Regions from separate parts of the Homo sapiens genome. Here region 1 is linked to region 2. A link is an interaction called in ENCODE POLR2A ChIA-PET data of the cell type or tissue named here. Cell type or tissue: HepG2. All regions are shown on one strand. Each heading gives the region's core, and the rest is flanking DNA. Links, peaks and the distances in the headings are about the cores only.

The links. Peaks named below come from ENCODE experiments on the same cell type or tissue, not always from the same donor. Only the 100,000 strongest peaks of a DNase experiment are listed, where the experiment ranks them.
Region 1: POLR2A ChIA-PET joins it to region 2 with 11 read pairs; 2 of 35 experiments call an interaction of 5 or more read pairs at or near these places.

The regions. Positions count from the first base shown.
Region 1 is chr5:38,144,835-38,152,483 of GRCh38, reverse strand. All of the region lies in intron 2 of LINC02107 (long intergenic non-protein coding RNA 2107), which reads right to left. It overlaps LINC02119 (long intergenic non-protein coding RNA 2119), which reads right to left and starts at 4,004. Exons shown (of 2, transcript NR_134272.1): 1 at 3,883-4,004; 2 at 1-1,219. RefSeq lists a silencer at 4,123-4,417. In HepG2, for the core only: no CTCF peak of the experiment used is centred there; DNase peaks (open chromatin) are centred at 3,173, 4,163 and 5,253; H3K4me3 peaks cover 876 bases.
Region 2 is chr5:38,812,013-38,819,661 of GRCh38, reverse strand. The region is part of intron 1 of OSMR-DT (OSMR divergent transcript); the gene reads left to right. Among named protein-coding and RNA genes, the nearest start is that of OSMR-DT, 30 kb to the left of the region's middle. In HepG2, for the core only: no CTCF peak of the experiment used is centred there; no DNase peak of the experiment used is centred there.

The DNA of each region.
Region 1 (7,649 bases), core at 1,436-6,435, 670 kb after region 2:
GAAGGGGACAAAGGAGGTAAAATAATGATGATGAGTTTTATGTGAATCATCAGATTTGGTCCATATGTCACAGTAGTTCCCTTCCTCTTCCCAGAAATGCTGTTGGTATTAATTTGGACATTATAAAGCAGCTGAGCTTTGGAAAGTCTGTACATCATAAGAATCAGCAAATGCACAATACAGTAATCATCACATGAGTGCAGCCTATCACAGAGTAGCACTCCTGAAAAAATCAAACAGAGGGAGGGAGAGAGTCAGGCTGGTGGGTTCATCCCTTGGACATCCTTCTTGATGGGCAATCAGCTAGTTTTAAAAATCTGGGCTCCACCAACTGGCATCGGTTGGTCAGGAGTGATTTCTTCCAATGCTGCTTCCATGATGCAAGCAAACAGACACCACTTTTGTTCCACTGTATCCCCACGCCCTGAAACTCACAAATGCCTTCTTGATGGGCTGGCTCCTGGAACTGTATAGCCCCCACAGCTGATTTCCTTTCTGGCAAGATGCCTCCTGGTAAACATCACTGGGTAAGCAAGAGGATATGTGGGTCCAGAGCACTGATATAGGGCTGTGATTCAGATTATGCCTTTGGTCATTGGTCATCATTGTCTTCAAACTGCATATTATGAACACCAATTGTATTGGGGACTGTTAGGTATGGAGGGGAAGGCTTGTTATTTTCTATTCAGGGAACAGTTATTAGAGTTTACCGTCTTCAGACTTCTATTGCTATATCTTGGGAATGAAAGGAAGAAAGGATGTGGACTGGAATCTTCTGTGCCTGGAAAATAATAAGAAACTTGATTGTGGCTCAGCTGTATCGTCACCCCTGCTCTCTTGGCTGTTGTTTACAGAACTCAAATTGGAAGATAAGCATATTCCTTATCTTAGGGCAGTTTTCTCAGATGCAGATTCTGAAATGAAGGAGAGAAGTAGAGGAAGATGGATGATGGGCAGGGAAGGGGAAAAAGCCAAGCAGGGGACCGTGGTTTATGAGAAATTTCAGAAAGGGGATGTAGGCCTGATCCTGCAGGAAAACTCCAGAGTGCGAATCATGTCTCCGAGTTTTTCCCAAACGAGGCAATGGATCCGAGCTTTCCCTCTCCTTTGCCAGTCATTGGCTAATGGCTGTGCAGGGAGGATGCAACCCCTTAGGCACTTCTGGTTTTCAGGCTTGCAGACAATGGGGCAGTCCTCTGAGAGAGTCACAAGGGTGAACCTAGAAACAAAATCACAGAGAAGCTAGGGGAAAGGCACACCAACATGGCACAATGGATCTGAGGGGACGTGAGAAGAGCAGAGAAGTGGCCACTACACTACTGGTCAGAGATGCCCATCCTTTAGCCAAAGGTTGTTCTATATAGCTGTCAATGCCTGTCACAGGAGCCTTTCAGATTATGGTTTTGTGAGAGTCAACGCTAAAACCTAAATACAATAGGATTAGTACATACGTAGTGCAAATTATAGTCTATACTTGAAAACCGATGGCCAAAATACTTTAAGGAATCTTGAAAACCATTAGAATTATTGGCATTTGATTTTGTCATTTTCTCTGCATCCCTGACCCACCAAAGTAGTCTCCTTCACTTGTTTTAGCTTGGCCAATCCTTTATATGCATAAATACATCCTCCTCCAGAAAGGCCTCCCTAATGCAGTGAGATGGCAGCACTATTACCTGCACTTCTACCATTTAATGGACACTCATGTTATTCATTTTTATGTAAATATTAATTTTCCAAACTGACTGCATGATCCTTGAAGACAGGGATTTTGCCTCATCCTTCTTCTTATCCCTACTCCTCCAGCATCCAACAGGGTGCCCTACAGTCCATCATGGCATGTGAATGAACACTTAATGATTGACAAGCAGTCAAAGTGAATGTCCAACTAGTGCTACGTGATCATTTTCATTTCTTATACTGCTTATGAAAACTGTTGATAAGATACTAATCAAAAACATATTTCATTGAAAAGAGACCATTTGCAATATATGTTACCCTTCCTGTTGAATTTCGGGGACCTTGATGTTACTCAAATTTAGACAAGAATGACCAACTCATTTCAAGATAGCTATAGATATGGATATGGATATAGATATATACACATATACACATGCACCAGAAAGGCAAGAGGTGGTGCATTAGAACAAACACGGGACTGGAATTTGGGAGATGCCAATCTCATATCAGCACTGCTCCCATCTCCTTATGAGGCCTTCCTTAGCCATTTCATACCTTTGCACTTCAGCTGAAGGAAATATACTACATGATCTCTAAAGTCTCTTCAACCCCAAAAGTTCTACTAGTTGTGTTTTCTTTATTTATGAAGGAGTGGAATCCAAGAAGACAAATATAACCCTTGCTTCAACTCTTGCTTCCTCACTGTGCTCAATAAATATGTATTCACAATGATGTTATGCCACATGTCTAATCTTGAAGTTGACTTATGGTCCACCCAGAGGGAGGAAATATGTGAAAGGATTATTAAGGGATAAGAGAAGGAGCTAACAACAGAAGACATTGTGGAAAGTTATCTATTCATTCATCAAGCATGTGTTTAGGACCTACTACATGAGAAATTGGGTTAGATCCAGGAGATCTGAAGGAGGCACAGTCCTTGCTTTTATGGAACTCCTAGATTGATACTTAGAACATTTCATTCAATTGGGAGAAAATAGTGGAGGTGATTTTGCTTTTCATTGAGGTAAACCCTACCAAAAACATTTCATTATTATTAGCTCTTCTTCCATTCATATTTTGTGCATCTGACTTTCTTTCTTTCTTTCTTTTTTGAGATGGAGTCTCGCTTCTTCGCCCAGGCTGGAATGCTATGGCCCAATCTCGGCTCACTGCAACCTCCCCCTCCCAGGTTCAAGCAATTCTCCTGCCTCAGTCTCCCAAGTAGCTGGGATTACAGGCATGTGCCAGCACTCCTGGCTAATTTTTGTATTTTTAGTAGAGACGGGGTTTCACCATGTTGGCCAGACTGGTCTCAAACTCCTGACCTCAAGTGATCTGCCTGCCTCAGCCTCCCAAAGAGCTGAGATTACAGGTGCGAGCCACCGCACCCAGCTGACTTTCCTTCTTTCTAATATTCTAAAGAGTACTGGACTCTGATCCAGCATCCCCGGTTTCTAGTTTCAGTTCAGCTGCAAACTGTGTGATCTTAGGCAACAAGGCCAACCCCCAATGCTTAGTTACCACATCTCTTCAAAGAGTACCGAACACTTGTTCCTCATGCCTCAAGCAATTTTTATCAGGACGTAAAGGTATTCAGGACAACAAAAAAAGTGTATAAGAACTATATTATATAAGATGATTTTATTAACTAGTCAACAATGATGTCATTCACCCATCTGAAGTTGCCTCTTCTCCCTCAAAGGGAAAAATATGAATGTTTAAGTTTTTTTATACAGTAATTTATTTTGCAAGTTGCATTTTTCCTTTAGTATACTGGTTTATTTTCTGCATTTTGAAGAACAATTAATCTAGTTGCTCATCAAATTACTGTACAACTTTATATATTATATTATTTCATTTCCTTATTCCAACTCAGAAAGTATGGAGATCTATTTCTATGGAATGAGGAAGGAGGATATGCTAAGTTTATTTAATAAAGACTCATGAAAATTTATCCAAAAAAATTTCCCTTCTAGGTCACAAAAATATGATCTCCTGCAAATAGCTGAATCTAAAAGACCCATCAGATGATCAGAGAGTCACTGAAAATGCTTACTAAACCAACCCTTACTCTAGAAATCAGGAAAAGAAAGAAAACTTGAAGAAGCTCAGATTTGACAATTCTGACATTTGGAAAATCAAGTCAGCAAAGAAAGCTGCTGTCAAAGAATGTGAGCAAGGCCATTTACAATGTAACCATACCTACTCATTCAGCTCTGTATCCATTCACTCTCTCCTTCAACATTCATTGAGCATCAAGCATGTGAAAGTGCTGCACTTGGTACTGAGCAGAACACCAGGCTCTCACTGAATGCTCTCATCACTGGTGGAACGGTCTATTAGCAAAATCGCAGAGCAGTGGAAAATATTAAAGCAAGATAACACCGAATTGAACAAAGCCACCTTTGAAACGCAACCTTTTAATATCAGGTTGAACAGCTCTTCCTATTTGCCCATCTGCTAACCTTTAAAAGATTCCTCTCATTGCTGATACGGCCAGTTGCCCCAGCCTGCCTTCAATAGTGCACAAAGGGCATCTTTGTTTTCCTCCCAGTGAACTCAGAGGCCAACCCAGGGAACAGTGAAATATCCAGGATGGAAATGAGGTGTCTCCGTGACAGCGGACTCCTTCTTTTGCCCCCATTTATCGAGATCAACATGACTGAGTCACCAGTAGATGAAACCAATGATTGTTTTACTCGGACTTCCCCAGAGTCACCCCCTGAGTCAGTGGGTAAACTGGGGTAAGAACCCAGCCTTGTCCTATGAGGCTGAGCGGGTCTACTATATTTATCCAGGGTCTCATGATTCTTAGTGCTTTTGCTCTGCCCTCTAATTTGCACTGTGCCTGCTATAATATCTAAACGGGAAGTTGCCAGCTAGAATGGTCATTATCCGAGAAATCTATTTAAACATGTTTATAAGGTCAAATGAAGTGGGTGGTGGATAAGCTAGACAGAAAACAAAAGCTTTGGCTCAGCATAGCCAGTGAGGCTAAAGCTAAAGAGAGAAGTGTTTTCATGTTGAATTTGCACATGGTAGAAAAAGGCAGTCTAAGCATAATTATATATAAATGCAGGAATGAGCAGTCAAAATATTAAAACGACCAAATGATTTCTATTTAAGAAGCTGGACAATGGAATTGACTTATGGTAAGTCAAGGGACTGTCTGTTTGAGGCAGCATGCCGGTATAGCAGAGCCCAAGATCAAATTTTGGAAAAGCTCCTAGTGTATCCCAACCAGTGGGAAGAGCTGGGATGATCAAGAAAGATGCCCAGAATCAACCAAAAATGACCTGGGGGAGACTTCACAATGGAATAGTGAATACTATTGAACAAGAGGGAAATAAGGAGGTGAGAAAAACACCTAATATCTCTGGGAGCCCAAGCTGGGATTCTTGTATATTTAAGACTTTGAAGAACAGCTCTCTGTACCAAAGAAATCCACATCTTAGAGTTAGGAGTCAACCATTTCATTATGTGACTGACCTCCAGGCTCTGCCAAGCCATTCTTCAACATCAAAGAGGAGGGAAGAGGGGAAAAGAAACTATTGTCATACGTCACTTAATGGTAGGGATACATTCCTTCTGAAATGCATCATTTGGCGACTTTGTCCTTGTGTGAACATCATAGTGTACTTACACAAACCTAGATGGTATAGCCTACTATACACCTAGGATATAAGGTATAGCCTATTGCTCCTACCCTACAAACCTGTACAGCATGTTACTGTACTCAATATTGTAGGCAATTATAACACAATGGTAAGCATTTTTGAATCTAAACATAGAAAAGATACAGTAAAAATACAGTATAAAACATTAAAACGGGTACCCTTGTATAGGGCACTTACCGTGATTGGAGCTTGCAGGCCTGGAAGATGTTCTGGGTGAGTGAGTGAGTGAGTGGTGAGTGAATGTGAAGGCCTAGGACATTACTGTACACAACCGTAGACTTTATAAACACTGGACACTTAGGCTACACTAAATTTATTTAAAATTTTTTTCTTTCTTCAATAATAAATTACCCTTAGCTTACTGAAACTTTTTTACTTTATAAACTTTTTAATTTTTTTAACTTTTTGACTCTTTTGTAATAACGTTTAGCTTAAAACACGAATACATTGTACAGCTGTACAAAAATATTTTCTTTCTTTATATCTTTACTCTATAAGCTTTTTTCTATTAAATTCTTTTTTACTTTTTAAACTTTTTTGTTAAAAACTAAGACACAAATGCAAACATTAGCCTAGGCCTACACAGGGTCAGGATCATCAATATCACTGTCTTCCACTTCCACATCTTGTCCCACTGGAAGGTCTTCAGAGGCAGTTACACGCGTGAAGCTGTTGTCTCCTACGATAACAATGCCTTCTTCTGGAATACCTCCTAAAGGACCTTCCTGAGGCTGTTTTACAGTTTTTTTTTTAAATAAGTAAAAGGAGTACTCTAAAATAGTGATGAAAATTATGTATAAGTCAGTAACGTTGTTTATTATCATTTTTAAGTATTATGTACATGTACAATGCATAATAGTTGTGCTAGACTTTCTTTTTCTTTTTTTTTTTCTTTTTGAGACAGAGTTTTGCTCTGTCACCCAGGCTGGAGTGCAGTGGCACAGTTGTGGCTCATTGTAGCCTCAAACTTCTGAGCTCAAGTGATCCTCCCATGTTAGTCTCCTGAGTAGCTGGGATTACAGGCACATGCCACTGTTCCCTACTGGTTTTTTCATATGAGACCACCGTCCTACATGTGGACCATCACTGGGCAAAGCATCATTATGCAGTGTGTGACTGTATCTCCTTATTCCTGTTTCTGAGAAACAGGGATATGAGTCGGTGAGGCTTTCGGTGGCAAAGAGAAGTGTAGCATCTGAGAATGCTTCCCACACATTCTGCATGAGCTTGGATGCTAGTTTACAAAGATCAAGCAATTAAATAGATTCTATGCCACTGAAAGAAATCTGGTATGGCTACTGTTGGAAAATTTGATACACGTGTGCATAGAGTCATTAAATCATAGAGAATAGTTAGTGTTTCTTATTTTATTATGAATTAAATTAATTTAATGACCTCCTTTCCAAACAAAATTTACTTAGCAATGTTATTTCTTCCTGGAACTTGATTTGGTATGGTTTGGGCTAGAACTACATACTGTTTGCTCCTGTATCTCTTCTATTCTAGCACAAAAGTAAGCTCTTTTTGTTCCTTTCTTTCTGGCTCTACTATCCAGTGAAAAAGTCACTGACATAAGAAAGAAAAGGAGCAAAGAAAGAGTGGGGAGTACTGGGAAAGGAGTTAGGGAAAATGGGGGCAAGTAGAAAGAAGGAAGGAAGGGAGAGGTTACAGAATGGTCAGAGAGAGAGAGGCAGGGTGAAGATGGATGAAAGCAGCCGTGATATGTTGAAGCAATGGATCTTCCTAGAGTGCTTCTGATCAATACAGGAGCCACCAGCCACGTGTGGCTACTGAACACTTGAAATGTAGCTGGTCTAAATTACAGTGTGCTGTGAGTACAACATACACAGCAGATTTTGAAGATTTTGTACCCAAAACATTTACAAAGTATCTCCTTAACATTTTATATTGATTACATGTTAAAATAATATTTTGGCTATATAGGGTTAAATAACTACATTATTAAAATTTATTTCACCCATATCTTTTTAGGTTCTTAATAGGGCTACTAGAAGAATGAAGATGAGCCATGTGGCTCACGTTATCTTTCTGTTACACAGATGCTTTTCTTGATCTTATGAGAAATGATAGGATTGCATCCCCTTCTTTCCATCATGCCTACCACACACAACTCCAGAGGTCTCAGCCCAAAAGTCAACTTCTAACATAATCATAAGCACTTCAATAGCAATGGCAATACCTGGCATCTCTTTTCTGAGGCCGGCAGCATATATAGCAGCTTCTAGTCCTCAGGATCTAGGGGGACATGTAGGGACGTCAGGAAGCACAGTG
Region 2 (7,649 bases), core at 1,577-6,576:
GAATAATTTATTCCTTAAACTCCTTTCAGATTACCAAAGTATTTCCTAATAATTGGTTGTATGTGCATTAAATATCTCTAGAAGGAAACACAAAAAAACAAGTAATCATTTTCTATGAGCTAGGAAACTGGGTGGGGAAAAAAACTTTTCATTGTATACTTTTACAATTCTTATTTTTGAATAATGTGGATGCATTAGCTATATATGTGCATGCATAATATATATACAAATATACATAAATGTGTATGTAGATATATAAATAAATAAAATGCAGTAATATCTAATATAACTATTTTTCTGTATATTTACTCTAACATGAAAACTTTTTTTTAATTTAACTTTTATTTTACATTCAGAGGTACATGTGCAGGTTTGTTATATAAGTAAACTTGTGCCATGGGGGTTTGTTGTACAGATTATTTCATCACCCAGGTTTAAGCCTAGTACCTATTGGTTATTTTTCCTGATCCTCTCCCTCCTCCCACCTTCCATCCTCCCATAGGCCCCAGTGTATGTTGTTCCCCTCTATGTGTCCATGTGTTCTCATCACTGAGCTCCCACCTGTAAGTGAGAACATGCTGTCTTTTTTTTGGCAGGGGGGAGGGGCAGTGAGACAGAGTCTCGCTCTGTCACCCAGGCTGAAGTGCAGTGGCATGATCTCAGCTCACTGCATCCTCCGCCTCCTGAGCTCAGATGATCTTCCCACCTCAGCCTCCCGAGTAGCTGGGATTACAGGCATGTGCCACCATGCCTGTCTAATTTTTGTGTTTTTAGTAAAGACAGGGTTTCACCATGTTGGCCAAGCTGAGAACATGCGGTCTTTGGTTTTTGGTTCTTGCACTGGTTTGCTAAGAATAATGGTCTCCAGCTCCATCCATGTTCCTACAGAGAACGTGATATCATTCTTTTTTATAGCTGCATGGTATTCCATAACATGAAAACTTTTACTGTGGCACATCTTTAGACTTTTGTACTTTTTATAGGATTACTTCTGTATTTTAGGAGGAGATTTGGAATTCCTCATTAGTATCTACATAATAAAGTATAGTTTTTCTGGGAATAAAACTATTTGAAACTAGACATCTAAAATTAAATCATGAAGTAAAAGTGAACTCAGCTTTAAAAAATAATTGAAAAGTTAAGTTGCCTTTAAAAAGTAATTCCTCATATTACCTAAATTGATACTTAGCTATATTGTGTGAAGATATTTCTAGACCAAGGACATCTTTAACCTGTGAATTAAAGTCTCTATTCATGGCTTTTTTTTTTTTCTTTAACTATGGAGACCTTAGGAGCTAGAGAGATACAATAAAAGGAAGAAGAGTTTTTTTTTTTAATGACATCTGCTTAAAGGAGGAGAAGTCATTAGATCTATTATCTTCCTACATCAACCAACTATAAAGGTAAAATAAACTATTTTTCAGATAAACAAGATCTCAAAAAATTTACTTACCATGCACCCTTTCCAAGGAAAGTACTGATAGATGGGCTCCACCAGAACAAGGAAGTAAACCAAGAAAGAGTGAAACAAGAGATTCAATGCAAGAAAGATGTAAAGGAAGTCTCTAAATTAATGGGAAAGGAGATTCCAAGAAAACAGTAGGCAATCCTAGGTATCGATCATCCAATTAATGTGGTCCAGAAGGTTCTAGAAGAGACATCTTCCAAAAAGTAAAAGTGATAGTGTACTTAATTTGTTTGAATGTATAAAGAGGAGATTTACAGGGGGAGTGTTTGGAAATTAGTGATAAATACATAGAAAACTAAGCAAATGGAAAAACAAGTCAGACATTCACTTTAGGGAAAGAAAATGTAAGGGGAAAAGCAATCATATTCTATTATATTACTGAGCTTTCTTTGTCACTTATGTATTGTCATAATAACATGTTTACTGGGCACTGATTCTAAGTTTACTGGGATGGTGGGTAGATGGGAATTGTTCTCTCTCTCTCTCTCAATCCCTGTATGTGTGTATGTGTAAGAGAGCAATATGTTCAGTTTCCATAGAGGTAAGTTGATGGTAATGCTAAAACAGAAAAATTTTTAAAAAGTAGCAATATAAACATTTTTTCCAGGGATACGCAAATAATATATCAGAGGAGCTGAAACTAATTGCCTCTGGAAAACTGGTAATGAGAGCAAAAAGAAAGGCTGCTCTTTCTCATAAAATCTATAGAGTTATTTGACTCTTGTCATAGGCCGATTCTCTGGAAAGTAGATTCTGAGATGGATCCAAGAGTTTTATTGGGGAGTATTCTTGGCATCAAGGAAGAGACTGGAATGAAGAACAAGGGAGCCTGTTCTTTATAGGTCAGCTCCTTTGGGGAGGTGGCAGGGTGGACGGTGGATCTAAGAGCAAATAGCATATTCATCACATGGAATGTGTTTGTGCTCATGTCATAGAAGTTGGAGAACAGAACCTTCAGCTCTTTTAACTTGGTTTCTTAAAAAATAACATGTTATTGTCATACACATGTCTTAATTCAGTGGTTGTTCTACACTCAAGATGCCTTCCATAGAAACCTGCCTTCCAAAAAAAGGAGGTATGTGGGTAACACAAAAAAGATCTGGGTATTCTTGCATGTCAGAGTTTGGGAAGCACTCTGTTAAATCCATTGTCACTCAGATTTATTTGTCCATAGACCCATTTTCAAATCACATGATGCTATCCTAAGGAATACACTAATAAACTCATTTAATTATTGTTGAGCTTTCTTCAAGAATGCAATCCCCAATGTTGTCATTGTTCTTAGAAGGAAACATAACTGTCTTTAGGAGGAAGATTCCAAGAATTGGTTGGTTGTGGTGAAAACAGAGTCTGCCTATACATGCCTGGGTGAGCATTGAAAAATGGAAACAAAACAAACAAAACACACCTCAGGCAAAAGAGGAGAACCAGGGGAAAGAATAAAAATAGGGGTGAGGAGTGGAGCTGTTTTGAACCAGGTTTGAAAAATGCAGTAAGCATCAAGGGGAGTCATAAGAGCACAAATGGGAAGCCATTTTTTTTGCTTGTTTTTAAATAAAAGTTTAGAGGAGGGGAAGGCTTTCTCCCCAGGAGGCTGGGTGGAGGAAAAGGATCTGATTAAGGAAGAGGTGGGTTGGATTCCAGGAAAGGCAGGCAACTACACTGAGGTTCAGGTGAATGAGATCATTTAGTTTCAACCTAAACTGGCTGTGTCTGGAGCAGCCAGACGTCAGGAGCCTGGGATCTGCCAGGGAATCTGCAAAAACAGGAGCAAACCAGCCTGGGGGGAAAGGAATGGAAAGTGCAGGGCATGACTTAAGTGTTAGGTTTGATCAGTCAAGATCAGTGACTCTCAGTGTGTCTGTGATTGTGTCTGTGATTTTTCCACCTGTGTTTAATCTGTTGTGTAAAACTTCCCCAGGCTGGGCTAGCTTTATTCTCTGAAACGGAGACTGTAATAAATGTCTTCCCCATTGCAGAGGTCTGAGATAAAGAACAGTAAATTAAATTTATTAAGGAGGTAGGAGATACCAATGAAAAGATTGGAGATTAAGGAAATAGAAAACAGATATACTGTAGAAAGTATCAATATAGTAAAAATTTGATACTTTGAAAATATGAAAAAAAAACCTGACAAACTCCTGGCTGGGGGGAGGTTTGGGAAAACAGAGTGGTCTTTTGATTCTAAGATGACCCTCTAGAGAATAAAAAAAAAAATGTGTGCACATCTTTATCTTTGGTCTTATAAGAGTGGGTGAAGGAAGTGAACTGGGTGAACATGAAATTACTTGTAATTGAGTAAGCCTGGGAAAATTTCACTAAGAGAGCTAATGGTGGATGTGAGGATAATCTTTACAGGTTCTAAGCATTTTTCTCTTCTGAAACTGTGTGTGTGTATGTGTGTGTGTGTGTGTGTGTGTGTGTGTGTGTGTGGTCAGAGGAGGGGAGGGGGGGCAGGTGGTTGTTTAAAATATTAAATAGGTACAGCTGGGTGTGGTGGCTCACGCCTGTAATCCTAGCACTTGGGAGGCCGAGGCAGGCAGATCACCTGAGGTCAGGAGTTCAAGACCATCCTGGCTAACATGGTGAAACCCTGTCTCTACTAAAAATACAAAAAATTAGCCAGGCATGATGGCACACGCCTGTTGTCCCAGCTACTCTGGAGGCTGAGGCAGGAGAATGGTGTGAACCCAGGAGGTGGAGCTTGCAGTGAGCCAAGATCGTGCCACTGTACTCCAGCCTGGGTGACAGAGTGAGACTGTCTCAAAAAAAAGAAAAAAATTAAATAGATACTAAAAAACATTAAAATATATATGTAGGGTAACAAAATTATTGTGATAAAAGCCAATAAGTGGTTGCCAGGGCTTAGGGCTGGGAGGAGGGTAGGACTCTCAAGAGGAAGGAAATTGTTTCTTAGTGTTAATGGATCAGCTCTGTATTCTGATTGTGATGGCAATTACAGGAATCTATACATGCAATAAAATGTCAAAGAGCTACATACACACTCTCAAAAATTGTATATGTAAAAACTAGTGAAATCTGAATAAAGCCTGCCATTTAGTTCAATGTCAGTTTCCTGGTGTTGTGAATTGAACTTGTCTTATGCAAGATTATATCATTGGAGGAAGCTGGATGAAGGGCTCATAGGAACTCATTGAACTCAAATTTCTATTTGAAATTTCTATATGAGTATGAAATTATTTCAAAATAAAGAGCTTAAAACACTTGCGGGGGGGGGGGTGTTAAATAATAAGAGTACGACAGGTGTTCATTACCAACCACCCACTTGAAGAGTGCATTACCATTACTTTAGAAAGCTTTAAAGCACTCTTTCCCAACCTCTTCCCTCTCCCTCTCCCATCAGAGACAACTACTAACTAGATTTTTGTATTCATTATCTCTTTGCTTTTCTCTATAGTTTTAACTTCATGTATTTATATCCTCCTAAATGTATTTAGTTTTGTGTGTTTTGAATGCTATGTAAATTGAGTCATTCTGCATATATTCTTCCACCAGTTGCTTTTTAACTTAACATTTCCTTTCTAAATCTCATCTGTGTAGCTTTTTTTTTGAGATGGAGTCTCGCTCTGTTGCCCAGGCTAGAGTGCAGCAGCACAATCTCAGCTCACTGCAACCTCTGCCTCCCGAGTTCAAGCAATTCTCCCTGCCTCAGCCTCCCAAGTAGCTGGGATTACAGGTGCCCACCAGCATTCCTGGCTAATTTTTGTATTTTTAGTAGAGAGGGGGTTTCACCATGTTGGTCAGGCTGGTCTTGAACTCCTGACCTCAGGTGATCTGTTCGCCTTGGCCTCCCAAAGTGCTGGGATTACAGGCATGGGCCACCACACCCAGCCATCTGTAGCTTTTTTATTTCTTCATTGATGTATTCATTGTGAATACACCACAATTTATTCCATTGTTAATCAACATTTGGTCTGTTTTCAGTTTTTTTTTTTCTCCAATTACAAACAGTGCTGGTATAAACATTCTTTTCCATGCCTCCTAGTAAACAGTGCAAGAATTCCTCTAGGGAATATACCTAGGGGTGAAATTTCTGGGTCAGAGAGTTCAGCTACTTTTTGTATTTACTAAATGATGCCAACTTATTTTCCAAAGTGGTGTAACTACTGCTGCACATTCTCAGTCACATCGGGTATTGTCAGGATTCTTACTTCTTGTGTGTGTGGTAAATATAAAATGGCATCTGATCACTGCTGTTCTAATTTCTCCCCAATTTCTAGTAAGATTGAGCATTTTCCATGTATTTGTTGCCATTTCTTTCTCTTCTGTGAAACACACATGTAACATTTCTGCTCATTCATCAGTTGGATTGTTCATTTTTTTCTTACAGGTTTATAGAGTTCTTTGTATATTCTGGGGCTTAATTCTCTATGTTATGAGTACCTTCTCCCAGTTTCTGACACTTATTTTTTTACTTTCATTACAGTGTCTTTTATTTTTATTTTTTATTTTTTGAGATAGGCTCTCACTCTTGCCCAGGCTGGAGTGCAGTAGCACGATTATGGCTCACTGCAGCCTTGACCTACCAGGCTCAAGCGATCCTCACACCTCAGCCTCCCAAGCAGCTGGGACTACAGGTGTGTACTACCATGCCCAGCTGATTTTTAATTTTTTGTAGAGACGGCATCCTACTGTTTCCCAGGTTGGTCATTACAGTGCATTTTAAGGAACGTAAATTCTTAATTTTAATGTGGTTGATCTCATTTTAAGAATCATTCTATTTATAATATACATATTTAGAAAGTCTTTATAAACTAGGAAGCTATAAAATTATCAATGTATATTAATTTTTGATAAGTTTTGTAATTTTGCTTTTCAAATTTAAGTCTTTAGTACACCAGAAATTGGCTTTTTGTGTGATATAAGAGGTCCAATTTTATTTTTTTAACACATGAGTAATATGTTTTCCCCATAACCACATATTGAAATAATTAATATTTCCTCCAAGTGTCTGCAATGCCAGCTCTAGGAAAAAAAAATTTCTATGCATGTGTGTTATGTTTCTGGATTCTATATTCTGTTGCCCTGGTCCATCTATATGATTTATCCCAATACCACACTATCTTAATTGCTATAGCCCTAGAACAATTGTAATATCTGGAGGACAAGATCTCCTGTAGGGTTCTTCTTTTTGAGTGTCATGTCTTTTCTTGGTCCTTGGCTCTTTCATATTCATTTTGGGATTAGTTGCCAGGGTTCCTGAGAAGCTCATGGAAATTTCTATTAGGATTATATTAAATACATAAAGTCATGTGCCTCCAAGTGTATGTGCTTATATACCTGATAACATTTTGCAGCCAAGTAGATCATATGTAGAACATTATAATTCATCAGATCATTGTGGCATATCAGAGGCAGGGGGTTGGTTTGGCATGGAGTTGCATGAAGTTGGTGCTTCTTTCCCAGCTCCAGTACATCAAAATTTAACAACAATATGGAAAGAGAGTTTATGCTCAAATTGCCATGAACAGAGTTTTCACCTACAAAGGGTTGTTCCAAAATCAGAAGATGTCAGGAATTGCTATTACTATTACATGAGTACAGTGAATTGCTGTTGCAATTCCAGTGAAGTTTGTATTTCTGGTGTGCTTTGTACAAAACATTGCAATCAGACCTGAAAGCAAATGCTATAGAATACAGCAGTCAAAAAAGTCTTTGGTCTTTAGTATGGCTATCCATGTCTTCTTATCCATAAAGAATTTGTAATAATTTTTCAGAACAAAGACTCTTGATCCAATTCAGATGAGAATGTGTGATTATACAAATATGGGTGCAGGATGAACATAAAAAATAGGAAGAATGTAGACTACTCTGCTCTCAGATCAAATTAATATTCCTTTTTTTGCAGTTTAATTAGGCATAAATAAAAAGCCACGTGAAGCCTGGAGATACTGGACATAGCAGATTTGTCAAGCCATTTTTCCCACCACCAGTGCCTGAGCACGACCTCATTTGTCTTGGTCAATGAAGCTCAAGGAAGCATTGCACTTTGGCTTCCGCTTTAAGTTTTGTATGTTGATATGTATCCCATGTCTTCTAACAATAAAGTGCTATTTCACTGACATTAATCACTGTCAAAGGCTTTCTGGTAAATTCTTTAGGCACTCGCCTTGCGGGAAAAGGCATCGGTTTGCCATACCCTAAGAAATGGGCTGTTCAT